Linked DNA regions of Mus musculus: region 2 is linked to region 1. Evidence: chromatin loops called from intact Hi-C (ENCODE). Cell type or tissue: heart. All regions are shown on one strand. Each heading gives the region's core, and the rest is flanking DNA. Links, peaks and the distances in the headings are about the cores only. Region 1 overlaps B3galt1 (UDP-Gal:betaGlcNAc beta 1,3-galactosyltransferase, polypeptide 1). Region 2 holds the start of B3galt1 (UDP-Gal:betaGlcNAc beta 1,3-galactosyltransferase, polypeptide 1).

Region 1 (2,908 bases), core at 150-2,649:
TATTTATATTTCTGATATAAGTAAGAGCTCCCTTGGGAAAGTGATGTGATGTCTATTTCCTGCTTGAAACCTTGTAAGGTAGGGTAGAATAAGGAAAAGATCATTATGGCTGCAATGGCTAGAACAACTAGAAATACATGGGAGAGCCAATAGCTCCAACATCATCACAGTGGAATAAGTTCTTCACAAATCACTGACAACAAATGAAGCTACCCAACATTGGTTTTTGAGCAAGTTTTCAAGATAATTATCTTGACAGGGAAGAACGTACATAATTACTTCTGAACTCCTCCCATTCCATGCGTGTTTTTGAGACTTACTTCATGATTTATAAAAAGCAGTGCATAGAGATGCTAAATTCAAGTCTCTACTTCCTTCTTAGGTTCTAGTTCATTCTGTCATTCTGTCATTCTGTCATAAGCTAGGTGATTATGTCATTCTGGACATGTCTCTCATAAGTAATCCCAAATGGTTACCAAAGCTGTCATTCATTCACTAATATCATAAACCAGGTATAGGATCTTGCCCATCAAAAGTGCAGATTTCTGCAGCATATAATTTTGTTGCTGTTATATTTTTGATTTTTAAAATCCAAACAAAATCGGTTACTAATGAACTATTATTACTCAGCATAGGAACTTTTAGGTCACGTATTGAACCAATACTTAATATACACAGAATTATAATGGGTTATAGGAAAATTTCTTTATATTTTCCATTACAACTAATGTAAAAGTATATATGTTTTGCAATCTGGAGAAATAATATAACAAGTATAAATAGATGAGATCATATCAACAGTGATGCTCATGGAAAGTACAGTTGCTGTCCAACTGTGAATTTAGGTGTAGGTGTGTAAGGAAGACTGAAATAAATCTCTGTGGAAGAAAAGGATGGATGAAAGTGAGATGAATAGGAGGACCTAATAATGTGATATATTTTAGAGGCAGAAGTAATGGAGAATGATGCCATCTTTGGGGCTTTATCATCTTGCTATAAGAACTGTCCATTGAGACATCCACACACAGAGGACATTTTGCTCAGAGCATTAAGTACTTTCTTGAAAAAAAGTGGCAGAAAAAAATCTAAAAAGTGAGAAATAAAAAGAGAGAAATAGAAAGTTCTCAGAAAAGTGAGATCAAAAGGCAGCCAAGAAAAACTAATCGGAAAGGGGAGGATCACAGTAGGAAGAGACAGAGCAATGCACACAAAAGACTAGTGATTACATACATCCAAAGACTTAAGAATTGAACATGTGTGTAAGCCAGTGAAATAATGAACGAAAAGGAATCCGTGCTTGAGACCCAGGAAATTCTCTTAGTATGGACAGAAGGTTAGAAAGGGACAGAATCAATGGCACATGATGACGTGAGGACAGTGATGACATTGAAGAGGGCCAAGAAGTAAATGTGAGGAAAGAACAAAGCAATATAAATGTGGATGCAGGAAGCACAGGGCAACGGGGAGTGCGCCTAGACCTAATGTACTTATATCCTATTCAGGTTTTATGCATCTTCCTCAGACATGCAGTTTCCTGTAGGGGGAGGAGCTGATACTAAAATTTGGTTCCCTAATTGGTTTGGTCACTAAAGAAGGTGGAAGCCAGTTGCTGGGCGAAGGGAAAAAAAGGGGACTTCCAGGAGGAAGAGGAGGGACACAGGGAAGGAGAGCGGTTTCAGACAGGCATTGGAATAGGAGGTACTGCCAGGAACTGCCAGAAATGGCAGCCTCTGCATCCAGAGGATGCCAGAAATAGACCAGCTGATAAGGTTAGAGCAGGAAATTCTTCACCCAACATTTGTGTTATCTGGCAAGTTCTAAATTTATAAAGCTGTCTAATGTTTTTCTTCCATGGAGCTAAGGTGGACGGGAGAAAGAAAGAAGGCAGGGTGGTTGATGGAGGGATGGCAAAGCTAGCCAGGAGGCTTTGCTGGGGCTGGCGGGAGCATAATTTTGGAGCTAAGCTGGGGTGCGGCATAGCTTTCAGTAAAGGAGTAAGCATGATTTTTAAATTACACACAACAGTTTCCAAGGATTTTTTTCAGTGTCAAAAATAGAAAAAAAAACAGACAAACAAACAAACAATAGCTTCCTCCCTTCAGAGGATTTATAAAACACTACAGTTCTTTGAACTGTGGAATAAGTATTTTTTTAAAAAATCTGCTCCAGTAACTTTCTTAGATTCCAAAACTTTGATTTGGGACAAAGAAGGTTTTAAAATGAAAAGAGAAACCGGAGGCCAATGAGCATGCAGGAATAAATGTTGCTTGGTGAGGGCTGTCAGCACGTTGAGAGGAAGGAGGTAGGTGAACAGTCAGCAGGCATGCCAAGCAGTGAGATTCTCTGATAAAGAAGGCTGTGGGTTTTCACTTCCATTTCCCCTTTGGGGTCTTGTTCATGGATGGCAAGTTCCCCTGGGTAGACCTGCCTTAACGCAAGTGCCAGACTGCACCCTCAGCTCTGTTTATCTCTTGTTCTCAAACAATTGTGCATTGTTTGCTTTTGCCATTTCCTTCAGAAGAACTTTTATCTGTATCATTAAGGGAAGATGATTCATTTGAGAAGCTTCTTGCTTTCTGGCTGGACAACTGGTCCCATTCCCTGACATCAGCGATGTCTTCAATTATTCAGAGCGGCAGTTCTGCTCTGCAGAATCCTCTGAAAATCGTGATGGGAGTTGATTCCTGCTTTCATCTAGTTTTTGATTCAGTAGATTGGAGTGAGGCTCAGGAACTGAGTTTCTATGTTTGAAGATGACACTGATGCTGTAGGTCTGGGGACCATATGTTGAAGTGCTGCTGTAATCAATTGCACCAAATGGGTTTTTCCAGAACTTAATGCTTGAGACTAAGTGAACAGTAAATGGGCATAAAATCCCCTTATTACAGCAATGCTTTCTGTTCAGGCC
Region 2 (2,908 bases), core at 248-2,747, 63 kb after region 1:
GCATATGTCCTGGAAGAAGCTGGATATAAAAACCTGGTTCCCTTTGAATTAACGTGTTCCAAGTCTGGTAGCCCAGACCCCAGCAGGCTTGAAGTTTCTGACTGCGCAGCCGCTCTCCCAGTATCTGTCCCAGGACACACCAGTCCCAAACACGATGACACACCTGTCAGGGCTGCGAGGGAGGAAGTGCCTGCTCCAGGACATTCCTCCAATGTCCGCACTAGCACCACTCCACCTCTGCCCATTTGTCCAGTTGCGACCACCTTAGCTCAAAGGCGTAGTCCTCTGGAGTGGAATTCATTTCACCCCAAATCTGCGCTCCTGAAAAGTGAACTGAGCCTCCCACGCGGGGTTTCTGCCACCTATAAGTGGCCAGTCCCCAAGCCTAGCCTCTGGCCCTCGCCCCTTATCAACTTCTCTTTGCTTCAGCAAGGCTGATCAACCATTACTTTCTGCTCCAAAGTCCCTGGCGTAAAGTGAGACTTTGGGGAGCCTCGGTGAATGCGCTTCTCCCCCAGCGCGCTAGACCCAAGGGCTCCTTTTCATTAAGGCAATAAAGTTCAATTTGCCCGGCTCCTTCTATGCCAGAGGAGACTTTTCAATGCACCGAGTTCTCCGTCCCAGCGCGCTCAAAACATCCTGTTCATTCCAGCCCGGATCCTTGAAGGACATCAGTCTACATAAAGGGGACCTACTCCTCTCCTTTCAAAGTGCCCCAAACCTCGTGCGTGTGCGCGCGCACACTCATACCCACACTCTCTCACACACAATGCCATCCACGCGCTGTCAAAGTCTGTCACTGCCTAAGCCAGAAGGCAGGAGCTGAAGCCGCACCGGCGCGAGCATCAGCCTGGCCAGGCAGCAGAACTCGCTGTCTAGGTCCCAAACATCCTTGTCCGGATGCTCCGGCCACTAGGAGCTTGTAAGCACCCCAAGATTACAAGGCGGTCTGGAGAGCCGCACCTTACCCGCGGGACGCGCCGTCTCTGGCCGTTCTGCTGGCCCGCGGGCCACAGGGACGCTGCAGCCGGGGTCCCGAAGATGCTTATTCTCCGCTGCCGCTGCCCGGATCCCTGGCGCCAGCATCACTTCTCCCCCGCCTCCGCCTCCTCGTGCTCAGCTCGCGCGCCCGCCCCTCCCGGCGGCCTCCTGCAAGCCCCGCGGTGCTGGCAGCGCGCGGTGGACGGCGGCGGAGGCGGCAGCGGCGCCCGCGCGGGCTCGCTCAGCTGCACCAGCCGAGCAGCCGCGGCGGCAGCCGGAGCACCGGAGCCGGGTTGCGCTTCCCCGGCGACGGTTCTGGCCTCGGCGACTGACAACGCCCGGCAGCCAATCGCCGCCTCGCCCCGCGCGGCGGGGGGAGACCAATCAGAGCGGAAGGCCCAAGGTTTGCCTCCGCCTTTGCTCAGCAGGCTTGTTTCCGGGAGAGGATGCTGCTGGGGTGTGGGATGGAGGGGGAGGCAGGGCTGGGGCGACGGGTGGGGGACTTGGGCCCCGAAGCCCAAGCCCAAGACACAGGGAAGAAGCCCGGCCCACAAATGTGGACCCCGGGCGCTTTTTGTCTACCCTCGAAGAGCATCTTGGCATGACCCGACACTCCCGGGTAACTGTCCCCAGAGCCTTGGCACGGAGGTTCAGTGTCCTGGCATCACTATGCAGAGGTCTTGGGACCCGAGTAGAAGCGGCGCTACTGGAGAGCGAATCCCTGGAGGTGGTCGCCGCCTTGAAGGAAGCAAGCAAAGTCACCAGACAGCGCCCCCGTCCTTCTAGGTTTGGCAGCTGAAAAGTGGTACCTCCACTAGTGATCAGCCTGGAGATGTCCAAGGAAGGAGATACATTGAGGAACGTTTTTCAAAGTTCCTTGCAGAGTGGACCTTTCATGTTTGCTCTCCATAGAAACGTCAACCCCGCAGAACAACCACTACGGGAAAATAACCAAACAAAACCAAAGGAAACCAAACAGTGACTGTGTGAGCAGGCTAGTTAATTACCTAGCCCTTGCACGTTGGTTTTATTTACTCATATGGAGAGCATCAAGCCTAACTGATCCAAGAGGTTTTGCTTTAAGAGTTCGTGTGCGAATGTGACTGAACATTAAGTGACAATGTTTGATAGGAAACGGAAACAGAAACCTTTCTTGCCTGTCCTAATCTTTCCCTCAAACACTAATAATCTTTCCTTGTAGAGTATTTTAATTTTCCAGTGCAGTTATGCCAAAATCGCCATCAAAACAGCCCAGAGGACTACTTAAAAGCTTCCGCACTTAATTTCTAGAAACAAGGAAAACAAAATTAAAACTGTTTACACAAAGGCTTGTAGAAGAAAGGGACAGTCTCCAAATGACCCTTGTTCTCCAATGGAGACAGTAAAAGTCACCTCACAATGCTTTTTGTGAGTGTTTTTAAAAGAAAAAAATCATAGCTACATCATTTTCTGATAAAAATGACTTTGTTACTCGGTATGATCCTTTCTTTTTATTTCTATGCTGTTATTCATGTTGCTAGTTATTAAGGGGCTCGATTGTTTTTGCAATCAACACCACTCTTTTCTTCATTTACCTTTTTAGAAAGGAAGAGAGGGAGGGAGAGAGGGAGGGAAGGGAGAAAAATAAGAGAGAAGAAAGAGGGAGAGAGAGAGAGAGAGAGAGAGAGAGAGAGACAGACAGACAGACAGACAGACAGACAGACAGAGTGAGAATTATTATTTGATTTCCAGAACAAGCCATGCACAAACTTCTTGGACTTGTTACCATTTAGAAAAAGAAGATGCTCACTACGCAACAGACTTGCCTACTATTACCACGTTTTCAGTATAGAGAATATTCAGACCTTTGCTGTTTTCTGTGCCTTCCTCCTCTTCAGCCAGTTGACCCATCTTGCTAGGCCATCCCTTTCCAAACTGGCTGTGCTGA

Evidence for each region. Peaks named below come from ENCODE experiments on the same cell type or tissue, not always from the same donor. Only the 100,000 strongest peaks of a DNase experiment are listed, where the experiment ranks them.
Region 2: it touches region 1 in a loop (2.7-fold over the local background); 3 of 42 quality-filtered maps call a loop at or near these places.

The regions. Positions count from the first base shown.
Region 1 is chr2:67,627,295-67,630,202 of GRCm38, reverse strand. The region is part of intron 1 of B3galt1 (UDP-Gal:betaGlcNAc beta 1,3-galactosyltransferase, polypeptide 1); the gene reads right to left. Among named protein-coding and RNA genes, the nearest start is that of Mir7224, 47 kb to the left of the region's middle. RefSeq lists an enhancer at 1,163-2,908. In heart, for the core only: no CTCF peak of the experiment used is centred there; a DNase peak (open chromatin) is centred at 1,662; H3K27ac peaks cover 1,648 bases.
Region 2 is chr2:67,564,095-67,567,002 of GRCm38, reverse strand. B3galt1 (UDP-Gal:betaGlcNAc beta 1,3-galactosyltransferase, polypeptide 1) reads right to left here and starts at 1,314. Exons shown (of 6, transcript NM_001379327.1): 1 at 969-1,314. In heart, for the core only: a CTCF peak has its summit at 1,768; a DNase peak (open chromatin) is centred at 1,352; H3K4me3 peaks cover 1,822 bases; H3K27ac peaks cover 1,215 bases.